3 separate regions of the Homo sapiens genome follow, and all the other regions are linked to region 2. A link is an interaction called in ENCODE POLR2A ChIA-PET data of the cell type or tissue named here. Cell type or tissue: Panc1. All regions are shown on one strand. Region 1 overlaps LINC00578 (long intergenic non-protein coding RNA 578). Region 2 overlaps LOC107986053 (a long non-coding RNA gene). Region 3 overlaps LINC00578 (long intergenic non-protein coding RNA 578).

Region 1 (4,000 bases), 310 kb before region 2:
GAGGATCAAGGAAGACAGCAGTGGCTCAGTCCGAGTCCCAAACCTCAAAAGTAGGAAAGCTGACAGTGCAACCTTCAGCCTGTGGCCAAAGGCCCAACAGCCCCTGCCAAACCTGGTATAGGTCCAACAGTGCAAAAGCTGAGGAGCTTGGAGTCTGATGTTCAAGGGCAGGAAGCATCCAGCACAGGAGAAAGATGAAGGCTGGAAGACTCAGCAAGTCTGCCCATTCCACTTTCTTCTTCATTCCACTTTATTCTAGCCACACTGGCAGCTGATTAGATGGTGCCCACCCAGATTGGGGGTGGGTCCGCCTCCCCCAGTCCACTGACTCAAATGTTAATCTCCTTTGGCAACACCCTCACAGAAACACCTAGGAACAATACTTTGCATCCTTCGATCCAATCAAGTTGACACTCAATATTAACCATCATGGTCAGTTTAGAGAGAATTCTCCACCTGTGATCTCTGATCATTCTCAGCATCTTTTCAGATTCCTTATCCCCCACCCTGATCACCCTAGCCTGCCTTCAGCAAGAATCCTTGTAGGTCTGTTTAACCAAAACCCTCCCTACCGCTGCTGTTTCCTAATAGTATTTTCCATCCACTCACCCCTACCCTGCTTCTTGGCTATAAATCCCCACTTGTCCAAGCTGTATTCAAAATTGAGCCCAGTTCTCTACTGAGATCTCTTTTCTCCTATTACAATAGTTCCTGAATAAAACCTGTTTGGGCCACTTCATTGTCAAGCTCTAATTTTCCTTTAACAGCAGTAATTCTTTAATTGTGTCTGTCCATCCACTCATTCCACTTGGTTTCCCTCATAAATTCTAAGCTAGATCAGTATACAACCATAACTACCCCAGCAATTTTGTAAAGGGCAATTTTTATGAACCTCTAAGTTATCCCAAATTTTTTTAATTTACATTAAGTCAAATACAGAATCCCAAAATTAATTTTAAAGAAAAATGTTGTTTGAAATTAACATAGAAAAGAAAGCTAGTTTTCTATTTTTTTCTCCTTAATACACTGTGTAAAGTTTTGAACTGATGATATTAATATATAATATTGCACCTGCACTGTAATGATTATTACTTTGTTAGGAGGATACATATGTTCATCATTGACACACTAACTACTAAGTGTGAAGGTTTGATTGATTTAAGAGATTAAGGGATAATTTTGTTTTTAAAATCAGTCTTCCATGGAGGTAGTATCTGTGTGCTGTGGACAGTCTATAGGTGTTGCCTGTCACTGGATTGTGATGGATGAACACTCTATTCATAATTCAAACTGTCTCCCATTTGTTCATAAAAGCTGACAATGCAGAGAGAATTCTGCTGAAAGAGCCACAAAAGAGTGAATTACAGAGAAATGTAAAACAATATGACAGAGGAGCATTTGGGCCAAAAATAAAGCAACCAAATCCAACAAATCTAAAAGGAGTGATTTTTTTCTAATTTTTTTGGCCAAATAGTACATTCAAATGTAGGTTCAAACAGCAAGCCTGCTGGTTCTCTGTCAGCAAAAATGCTAAATAGGGGCTAAGTTGTCTTCCTGGAGGGTGAGGCGCATAGACAAACTGAAAAGCCACCTGAAGTTTCAACCAAAAGCCAATTTAGATCAAGCTGAGCAAACAGACAGGTCTGCTGCCCAATTCAACACCAAGCTGTTTTTTTGTTTTTTGTTTTTAATGTATATAAGTCAAAAAGTACTTTACAAGCCAAGGAAAACCCAGAGAGCAATGTATGGACTAATGACATAGTTCCCATTCAGGTCTGGGGCCTGGAGTGCAGCCTGGGGCAGTTCCCACTGTGCTTCCCAGCCCCCATCTGTGTTTTTCACTGGTAAATTCAGAATAAAAAGAAAGTCAAGTGTAGCAGAGGACTGTGTGGGTTAGGAAGGAAGGGCAGTTCCACCCAGTTGGTCCAAGTTAAAATGGAGGCTGTTACTTGCTGAGAGCAGATTTGCACTCCTTTTTTTTTTTTTTTAGCACCAGCTGAGATTCTGTCTCAATTGCCCTCAACATTGAGTCACTAACCAGCCACTGGGTGTGGAATTCTGGCAGCAGTAGCGCTTAACTCTGAGACTTCCCACTCCCCACCCACCAGCTCCTTGCCCTCTCTGCAATGGCTTTTTTTTAGTAATAGAGGAAAAAAACTTTGAAATCCTGTTAATTCTGAGTATTGTTTACAAGTGATTATTTCTGAAGGGGCAAGGAGTGTTTGCAAAGGCCACTTTGGTTATATGAGATTTAAAAGGTTACTGCAATTATTTTTTGGTGTATAAGATGCATTTGCATACATAATTTCACAGAAGAATGGGGGCATTTTATGTACTTTCATCATATGTTTATTGAAAGTGAACAGTTATGCTGTCTGCACAGACATAACTGGTATTTCTTTAAAATTTATCTTTTCCAGATTATTACTATATATTAAAATTTCTAATTATCTACTGGAGATGCATTATACTACATTTATAGGAACAAAATAATGTATTTTCTCTTTTGTAGACATGGCTGCCCGAAAGCAATTCAGTATTTTGCATCCTTGTTCAGTCAGTAACTATGACTTATTAGATGCAGGTGAGTTTTTTATACATTTGGAAGAGGATGTGTCTTATACACTTGCAAGAGCATTGATGTCTCTGGATCTGAGTGCCCTTGTCTGCAAAAAGAAAGAGCTGAACTCCAAGTACCTTCAGCACTGAAAGTCTACAGCTGGCAATGGCTGTACCACAAAGATTAAAACAAGGCAATTCAGTAAGGGTAAACAATAAATTAAAAAAATCACTGAAATTGAATTAACTTGGTAGACAAAAGCAACCCTTAGACCACCAACAGTCATTTTGCAAATATTAATTTTTTAACTAAGGAACAATTACATACGCCTTGTCTCTTTAAATTAGATTGGAAGTTCCTTGAGGTTAAAACCAATGTTTTTAATTAAGAATAAAATTTCCCTAGGACAGATCATACTGCCAGATAAACGGCCTAGCAATAGAATGTGTTCGTAGATACATTAAAAAGAACCCAGGTCTTAGAGCTCTCAGGCCAGAGATTTTTCTTTCCATTACAATTTTCTGTCATCAAGGTTCAATGTAGGAAGCTTCTAGGAGAGACAATAACAATTGGGAGGAAGAAATCCAAGAGCATTGAAATAGACATGAGCTACACAAGGATACTAAAGTCCTGGTATTGACTCTTTTTTACCAGCAATATTTCTAGAAGAAAATAGCCCCCTCCATAGAAGTCTCTACAGAACACGTGGACAGCACTTAGTGATGAAGCCTGGGTTGGCAGCCCACATTGCCTGATGTTTGTATTGAAACCCTTCCCTGGCAGAGCCTGGTGCCCAGTGGTGCCGACTGGGCTGGCTCAGTGCTGAGAGACAGCTTCAGGGATGGACAGTTGCACTCTCAGGAGGTTGTATGCATAATCTCAGTTTGCAATTCTATTTTGTGAGAACAAAAGGGAAACAGTGGGCACTGGCTTGGCTGCTTTTCCAGATGCTTTTGACCAGGCAGGGGATGTAAAAAAGAAAATCTAGCTTGAAAAATGCAACAAAGAGAGAGAAATATTGTCTATTTTCCCATTATGTTTAGCTAGGATGTGGTCTACTGATTATTTTAAGAAAACTATTAACCGAGCTTTACTGTTTTCCTGTTGTATGCTAGCAGCTTCATGTAGTCTGAGAGTCTCAGGCTGGCTGTTAGAAGCCTTAGGTTTTCATCTCCAGTCACCACCATCTTGGCACTTGATTTCTCAGAGCTTCAGTGTGTCTATCTATAATGTCATTTTTAATTCCTGTCCTTCTCTACCTCAAACGGATGCTGTGAGGACAAATGAGATGGCTCAATATTACCTCCTTCCCTGTCCATCTGGCTCTCTGATTTGCAAGGACCACATCAAGTTCTGGACTAGAAAACAATAGAGTTGTGCCAGGAATGAAGGGAGGCAGAATGGAGCCAGGCGGAAGCCCAAAGGGACACAGAGGCAGAG
Region 2 (4,000 bases):
GAAATAAATAATAGGGAATTTTTTAGAAGAAAAGTACAATTTCCCAGAATTGAAGAAAGTCAGTGAGCTTCACACTCCAAGTACCACTGGCTGCAGATAAAGCAGAACAAATGAAATAACAAATTTTTTTTTTTATGAGATGGAGTCTTTTTCTGTCGCCCAGGCTGGAGTGCAGCGGCGCGATCTTGGCTCACTGCAATCTCCACCACCTGGGTTCAAATGATTCTCCTGCCTCAGCCTCCCAAGCAGCTGGAATTACAGGAGCGCACCACCCCACTCAGCTAATTTTTGTATTTTTAATAGAGACGGGGTTTCACCGTGTCGGCCAGGCTGGTCTCCAACTCCTGACCCCAGGTGATCGGCCTGCCTCGGCTTCCCAAAGTGCTGGGATTACAGGCGTGAGCCACAGCGCCCGCTGGAAAAAAAATTTTTTTAGCCAACAGAAATGCTGGTGAAATTTCAAGATCCTCAGGAAAACCAGAAAATTCTAGACACAGTCTACAAAGGAACAAGGATTTGACTGGAATCAGATTTTACATTGACAACATTGATTATCAGAAGATAAGCAATGTCTTCAGTATTTTGAGACCAAAAAAACACGATTTGAAGTCTAATTTTTTTTCTTTTCTTTTTTATTTTTAGAGATCGTCTTGCTGCTTTGCCCAGACTGGCCTCAAACTTCTGGGCTCAAGCGATCCCCTTACTCAGCCTACCGAGTAGCTGCGACTACAGGCATTCTCCACTGTACCTGACTGAAGTCTAAAATTTTGAATCAAGTCTAAGCAGCATTTACTTATGATGGCAGAATAAAGATATTTTCAGACATAGAAAATCTTTCCATCTCCACTTGGTTTACTGCCACCTGATCTCTCTGCTTCTGGTCTTGTCTCAGTGCATACTTTCTCCACTTTGCAGCTGGATGATCTTTTTGTCAGGCAAATTGCATCATTAACTCCTCAAGGAATTTATTTTCCACACTCAGCTCCAGTCAATCTTTTTTCCCACCAGCTACTTCTAGTTACACGTGAGCCCTTCCTCCTCCACCCTTTCTCTCAGGGTTATGGTCTCTGAGTCCCTAGAATGTACCATAGTCCATTCTGATTCCCTCTGCAAAAGATTCTCTTCTAGCTCATTCTTCATCTTCCTTCAGGTCTTAGTCTTGACGTTATTTTCACAGAAAAGTATTCCACGGACCCCCACTCCCATTCCCATCGCTCCATCAGATTAGGTTTGACTCCTTTGTTAGTGACCCTAATAGCACCTGTGCTTTTACTTATAATTAAAGTAATTGTATTATACAGCTATGATTTATATTATTTGTTTAATGTCTTTTTTCTTAATAGGCAGTAAGCTCTATAAATGTAGCCTCATTTAACCTCAGCTCTGTGGGTGAGAATGCTGTCTGTCTGTTCCCAATATCTAATTTCTTTTTCTATTTTTTCGTGTGTGTGTGTGTGTGTGTGTGTGTGTGTTTGACAAGTGCTCACTCTGTCACCTAGGCTGGAGTGCAATAGCACAATCATAGCTCCATGTGGCCTCAAGCTCCTGGGCTGAAACAATCCTCCAGCATCAGCCTCCTGAGCAGCTAGGACTACCGGCATGAGCCACCATGTTCAGCAAATTTCAAATTTTTTAAATAGAGGTGAGGTCTCCCTATGTTGCCCAGGACGGGCTTGAACTCCTGGGCTCAAGGGATCTTCCTGCCTTGTCCTCCCAAAGTGCTGGGATTATGGACGTGAGCCACTGTGCCCAGCCCAGCCTCAGCATCCGTTTTCCACTTCTCCAGTAACAGACTAGATTTTCCAGTCTCTCTTGGTTATGTGACTAAATACTGGCTAATGAGGTGTGAGCAGAAGCAACACGGACAACCTGTGGGTTGTGCTATTAAAGGAAGCAGGTTTGATCTTTACTTCTCCAATTTTCCTTCCTGCTGGCTAGTTAACCATTATAAACCTTACTAAAGTAGGCCGGGCACGGTGGCTCATGCCTGTAATCCCAGCACTTCGGGAGGCCGGGGCGGGTAGATTACCCAAGCTCAGGACTTTGAGATCAGCCTGACCAACATGGCAAAACCCCGTTTCTACTAAAAATACAAAAATCAGCCAGGTGTGGTGGCACGCGCCTGTAATCTCAGCTACTCGGGAGGCTGAGGCAGGAGAATCGCTTGAACCCAGGAGGTTGCAGTGAGCCGAGATCGTGCCACTGCACTCCAGCCTGGGTGACAGAGCAAGACTCTGCCAAAACAAACAAACAAACAAACAAACAAAAACTTACTAAGGTCAATGCCTTAAGGATGGATAATCAATAAGGCAGGAACAAGTATCTCTGACCGAAGGGCCACCTCATACCCATCCTAGAATAATATTCTTGAACTATTACATGAGTTTCAAAAAGAAAATATTCCAGATTATATGGCCAGAGCCCAGCCTCCCTCCCAAAAAATAGTACCCTTATCCCCAAAGAAAGAACTCTAGAATCATCTCTCATTTCACTGATGGTTCTTTATATGCTTTTTCCTTTCACTCATGGGTACTATAAATATTTATTATAGTCAATGATCTATTTATATAACCTTTCAATTTTTTATTATCCAGTTATCTGGATGCCCTCTATAAGACCTGCTGCTTCCATGTTATCAATCTTAAATTATAATGGGAAAAGAAGATATACCCGCAAAATGCCTTCTTACACTTGGAGTCCTAAAGGTGTCTTTTCCAAGGAAAGATGGGCCATCCATGCTGAAACAAGCAAAATACAAGTCAGTATGGAAAATTTCTTATTGTATCTTGAGTTTCAAGGGGGATTGGTAAGGACAACTTCACACATACTTTCAGTGGCCAGTTGCATAAATGTAAGTATGTACGGACCATTGCACTGGCCTCTTAACTCATCTACCTGTTTCCACTATGTACCCCTGAAATCTGAATGCCAGAAAGATCTTTCTAAAATGCAAAGGATCACGTCGCTTAAATTCTTCTTCTTTTTTGTGGGGGGGGTGGGGGGGGGGCGTGTGGGGCGGGCAGGGACGGAGTTTCGCTCTTGCTGCCCAGGCTGGAGTGCAATGGTGCCATCTTGGCTCACCACAACCTTCGCCTCCTGGGTTCAAGCAATTCTCCTGCCTCAGCCTCCCGAGTAGCTGAGATTACAGGCTCCCGCCACCACGCCCAGCTGATTTTTGTATTTTTGGTGGAGACGGGATTTTGCCATGTTGGCCAGGCTGGTCTTGAACTTCCGACCTCAGGTGATCAGCTCGCCTTGGCCTCCCAAAGTGCTGGGATTATAGGTGTGAGCCACTGTGCCTGGCCTTTTTTTTTTTTTTTTTGAGACAGAATCTCGCTCTGTTGCCCAGGCTGGAGTTCAGTGGCGCGATCTTGGCTCACCACAATCTCCGCCTCCCGGGTTCAAGCGATTCTTTTGCCTCAGCCTCCCGAGTAGCTGGGACTACAGGCACGCGCCACCACACCAAGCTAATTTTTTTTTTTTTTGAGACAGAGTCTCGCTCTGTTGCCCAGGCTGGAGTGCAGTGGCACGATCTCCGCTCACTGCAAGCTCCGCCTCCCGGGTTCACGCCATTCTCCTGCCTCAGCCTCCCAAGTAGCTGGGACTATAGGCGCCCATCACCACGCCCGGCTAATTTTTTTGTATTTTTAGTAGAGACGGGGTTTCACCGTGTTAGCCAGGATGGTCTCGATATCCTGACCTCGTGATCTGCCCGCCTCGGCCTCACAAAGTGCTAGGATTACAGGCGTAAGCCACCGCGCATGGCTAATTTTTGTATTTTAAGTAGAGACGGGGTTTCGCTATGTATTTTAAGTAGAGACGGGGTTTCGCTATGTTGGCCAGCTGGTCTCCAACTCCTGACCTCGTGATCTGCCCGCCTGGGCCTCCCAAAGTGCTGGGATTACAGGCGTGAGCCACTGCGCCTGGCCCCTCCCACTTAAAATCTTTCATTGGATTTCCACCGCTCTTGGAAAAACACCAAAGTCCTCACTGTGACCTG
Region 3 (4,000 bases), 320 kb before region 2:
CCCTTCTTTCCCTGAATTATCTGGGTAATTGCACAACTGCTTCACTTCGGTTGCATAGATAGTTAACTGCGCACATTTGGTGTGGTAATTGGGTAGTGGCCAAGGAACACAAAATACATGGCTTCAAAGCAGGTGCTTACAAAAAGGACTCCACTTAAACTGAAATTCAGCCCAAAGAGTTGATTAGAAACAACTCAAAAGGGTCAGTTAGTGAGTCTGAGCACTGGGGGAAAGGGGCAAATAATACTGTCTTTTTCTTTAAACCTAGTCAGAAGAGAAGACAGGAATATATGAAACAGGAGCAATCACAAGAACGTAACAGAGGACACAGGTGTCATGTTCATGGCACAGAACAGAAGCCCCATAGAGTTCAAAAGACGGGATGACTGGAGATATCCTTGACACATTGAGCTAAAAAAAAAAACTAAAAACAAGGCCAGGCACAGTGGCTCACACCTGTAATCCCAGTACTTTGGGAGGCCAAGGTGGGTGGATCGCCTGCGGTCAGGAGTTCGAGACCAGCCTAGCCAACATGGCGAAATCCCATCTCTACTAAAATACAAAAATTAGCTGGGGGTGGTGGCAAGTGCCTGTAATCCCACCTACTCGGGAGGCTGAGGCAGGAGAATTGCTTGAACCTGGGAGGTGGAGCTTGCAGTGAGCCGAGATCACGCCACTACACTTGAGCCTTGAGCCTGGGCGACAGAGCAAGACTCTATCTCAAAAATAAATAAATAAATAAATAAATAAATAAACAAAAAAGCAAGTTATGAGACAATATGTTTATTGTTTTTACATAGAATAGAAACAAAGTTCCCATGCATGTGCCTATATGTTTATATAATCACAAAGAAATAAGGAAAGTAACAGAGGAATGTAGGTGGGAGAAGAGGCAACTGGAGAAAACTTTTATTTTTCTTACATGTATCTGTATCATCTGAATTGTTCAAATAAGAGGGGATTAGTTTTCTAATTCAAGTAACAGAAACTTTAAAATCACACCTCCAAAAAAGGAAAAAGTATTTATCCTCACATTTAGTCTTTCAAAACGAGACTAGCCTATGAATGATACTTTTAGTTCTGTCAATCTTCTATTATTTCTCTCAGGTAAGAATAATTAAGACCACAGGGGAAAACATCCACCTGTCTCTGTGTATGAGGCCCCAACTGGCCATGTCTCACAAGAAGCACCTCTCTGCAAATGGACACGTTTCACCACATGGGCTGCAGAGAAACCATTTTTTGTGTTCCTCTTCCTCCACTCCAGAAAATAAATACATACACAATACATTTGCAGCCAAAAGAAAACCCTATCACCCTGATCCAGGGGCTCGCATTCAGCAGGCTGCCATGGTGTGCAGTATTTAGGTGGTTGGTAAGGGTGACTGAAGTCTTAGTGTATCTGATCATGCCAGGCCTAAGGAATTAGTCAGAGCTGGGTTTGCAAGTGGTGGCATTTTAATGATTTATTGAATTTCTCTTAAGGTCAGTAGTTTATGATTTGCCATTTTTTTAGAAAAATAATCTATAAGAAAAAAAGGTCTATTTTGCTTTACAGGAACTTTCTAAGTGCATGCTTTAAGAGGAGAAAATCAGTACAAATAGCCACTGTAGCATACCTCATGCCTAACCTCGTCACATGAACTCCAGCCCAGATAAGCAGCTTTCTGAATGTTATTGGTGGAAATATGATTTTCAGAGGGAAAAGAAACCATCCTTGGGTCAGAAAGTTGGTGTTATCAGCTTGTAACATTATTCCTTGTTGTATAATTTTATCTCTGGGACCATTATTTCACTTCAAGTGGACTGGAAATTCAGAGTTAGCCTGATCAGTCATCTCACTCAAGGGCCTTCAAATGCATTTTTTTCATATTCTGAGGTGCCTGTGTGGCATTCACATTTTTTCTTAAAGTAGTTAGGGTCACAGGTAGAAAATATGACAGTTAATTAAAAGGAGCTGATAAGTGCTTCCTCCAGAAGGCCAGTTCTGCCAGGAGCCCCTGACTAAGGACCAGACTCTGTCCCGTTAGGGCATGATCATTCGTCTCCCGTGAAAAAGTAATGCAGAGTCATACATAAAAATCATTCAAAGAGTAAGAAAAGATGAAAAAAAATCACACTTCCTAATTGCCGTTGAAAATCCTCTCCCCAAGCCTTTGCTGCCTTGTAAGGTTTATTAATGTGTTTACTATTTAAATAAATAGGTATTAGGTGTCCACCCTACACAAGATGCTGTTCTAACCTCTGGAAACATGATGGTGGTTGTGCAGATATGGCTGGTGGCATCATGAGGCTCAGCATTGACTTCCTAACTTCCATTGGTAGGCAATGCTATTTAAAGACAGCGTTGCAGAATGTGACATGGTGGAGGACGTACGGCCGCAATCCCCAACCTTTCTGGCACCAGAGACCAGTTTCATGGAAGACAATTTTCCCATAGACAGGGCAGGGGAGGGGTTATGGTTTCGGGATGAAACTGTTCCACCTCAGATCATCAGGTGTTAGATTCTTATAAGGAGTGTGCACAGCCTAGATCCCTCACATGCGCAGTTCACAATAGGGTTCATGCTCCTATGAGAATCGAATGTGCAGCTGACCTGACAGAAGGCGGAACTCAGCTTCGCTTGTTCACCTGCTGCTCACCTCCTGCTGTGTGGCCTGGGGCTGGGGACCCCTGCCGTATAGAATTCACAGCAGGGCATGGAAACCAGGCTGGGACGTGAGCAATCTGAGTTTAAACAGGAGCACACACAACATGGCAAGAGGGGAGTGAGAGAGGGAGGGGATGTTTCCAGAGCACAGGATCTGAATGAGTGAGTGCTCGCTCCGTAAGTCAGAGAGAGCCTGGAGCCCCGTGTGAGCGTGAGGACTCTGGTATGGGTGGAACAAAGATTATGAAAAAGGAAACAGTGGGAAATAACCCTGGAGAAGTGAGGAAGATGCTGGACTGCTTCTGGATTTCGGCCTAAAAACAATGAGAAGTCACTGGTAAGCTGTATGTAGACAAGTCATACGATCACATTTACAGTTTAGTAAATATCCAGACCATAATGTGAACACCAAATCAGAAGGATTCGCCATAAAATTCAGAGGAGACATTAGGGAACTTAGTGGGAATGAGGTTGGAAGGCAGTGGACATAACCGGTTGATATTGAGGAGGTAGAAATGACAAGACTTGCTAATTGCTTGGATGTGGCAGACAAGTCTAAAAGAAGAGCCAAACCTGACTCCCAGGTTTCTGCCTTGGTCACCCAGGTAGAGAATGATGTCATTCATTAACACTGTGAACACATCAGGAGGGACAAGCCTGAGGCAGAAATCCAGGTTTACATTTGTGTTAACAGGATGCCCAGGGAGGGAGAATTTTAAAATAATTATGCCAGCCTTTTACCATCTGGAAAGAGGTCTCCTTGGGGAAGATTTTGTTATTCTTGTTGTTCTTGAAAGAGTAGTTTGGCTGTTTTGTAAAAATTAAAGTTAAAAAGCACCCCTTGCCCTGGGGAAAGGTGCATTTAAAAACCTCATCCTTCCAGAGACTTAGGAAAAGTAGTCCTTCTCTTTAGTATATAAGAAGATAAACCAATTTGCTTGATAAACCAGAAGCCCAGTAGCCCAGAGGCCTTCTGAGAGATGGCCTCTGGTTTTACCAGGGTTTTACCTTAACTCAAAGGTATAGACACCACTGAGCAAGAACTGGGGACCATGATGTAGGTCTAGTGTCAAGAAGACCTCAAGAATCCTAGAGGAGGCCGGGCGCGGTGGCTCACGCCTGTAATCCCAGTACTTTGGGAGGCCGAGGCGGGCAGATCATGAGGTCAGGAGATCAAGACCATCCTGGCTAACAGTGAAACCCCGTCTCTACTAAAAATACAAAAAATTAGCCAGGCATGGTGGCGGGCGCCTGTAGTCCCAGCTACTCGGGAGGCTAAGGCAGGAGGATGGTGTGAACCTGGGAGACGGAGCTGGCAGTGAGCCGAGATCGTACCACTGCACTCTAGC

Evidence for each region. ChIA-PET counts read pairs that join two places held together with the same protein. Peaks named below come from ENCODE experiments on the same cell type or tissue, not always from the same donor. Only the 100,000 strongest peaks of a DNase experiment are listed, where the experiment ranks them.
Region 1: POLR2A ChIA-PET joins it to region 2 with 5 read pairs; 1 of 35 experiments calls an interaction of 5 or more read pairs at or near these places.
Region 3: POLR2A ChIA-PET joins it to region 2 with 7 read pairs; 1 of 35 experiments calls an interaction of 5 or more read pairs at or near these places.

Annotation. Positions count from the first base shown.
Region 1 is chr3:177,553,133-177,557,132 of GRCh38, reverse strand. The region is part of intron 2 of LINC00578 (long intergenic non-protein coding RNA 578); the gene reads right to left. Among named protein-coding and RNA genes, the nearest start is that of LINC00578, 110 kb to the right of the region's middle. In Panc1, no CTCF peak of the experiment used is centred here; no DNase peak of the experiment used is centred here; H3K27ac peaks cover 1,589 bases.
Region 2 is chr3:177,247,306-177,251,305 of GRCh38, reverse strand. LOC107986053 (a long non-coding RNA gene) reads right to left here. Exons shown (of 3, transcript XR_001740576.2): 3 at 2,673-2,738. Among named protein-coding and RNA genes, the nearest start is that of LINC00501, 45 kb to the left of the region's middle. In Panc1, no CTCF peak of the experiment used is centred here; no DNase peak of the experiment used is centred here; H3K27ac peaks cover 1,146 bases.
Region 3 is chr3:177,565,445-177,569,444 of GRCh38, reverse strand. All of the region lies in intron 2 of LINC00578 (long intergenic non-protein coding RNA 578), which reads right to left. Among named protein-coding and RNA genes, the nearest start is that of LINC00578, 130 kb to the right of the region's middle. In Panc1, no CTCF peak of the experiment used is centred here; no DNase peak of the experiment used is centred here; H3K27ac peaks cover 2,076 bases.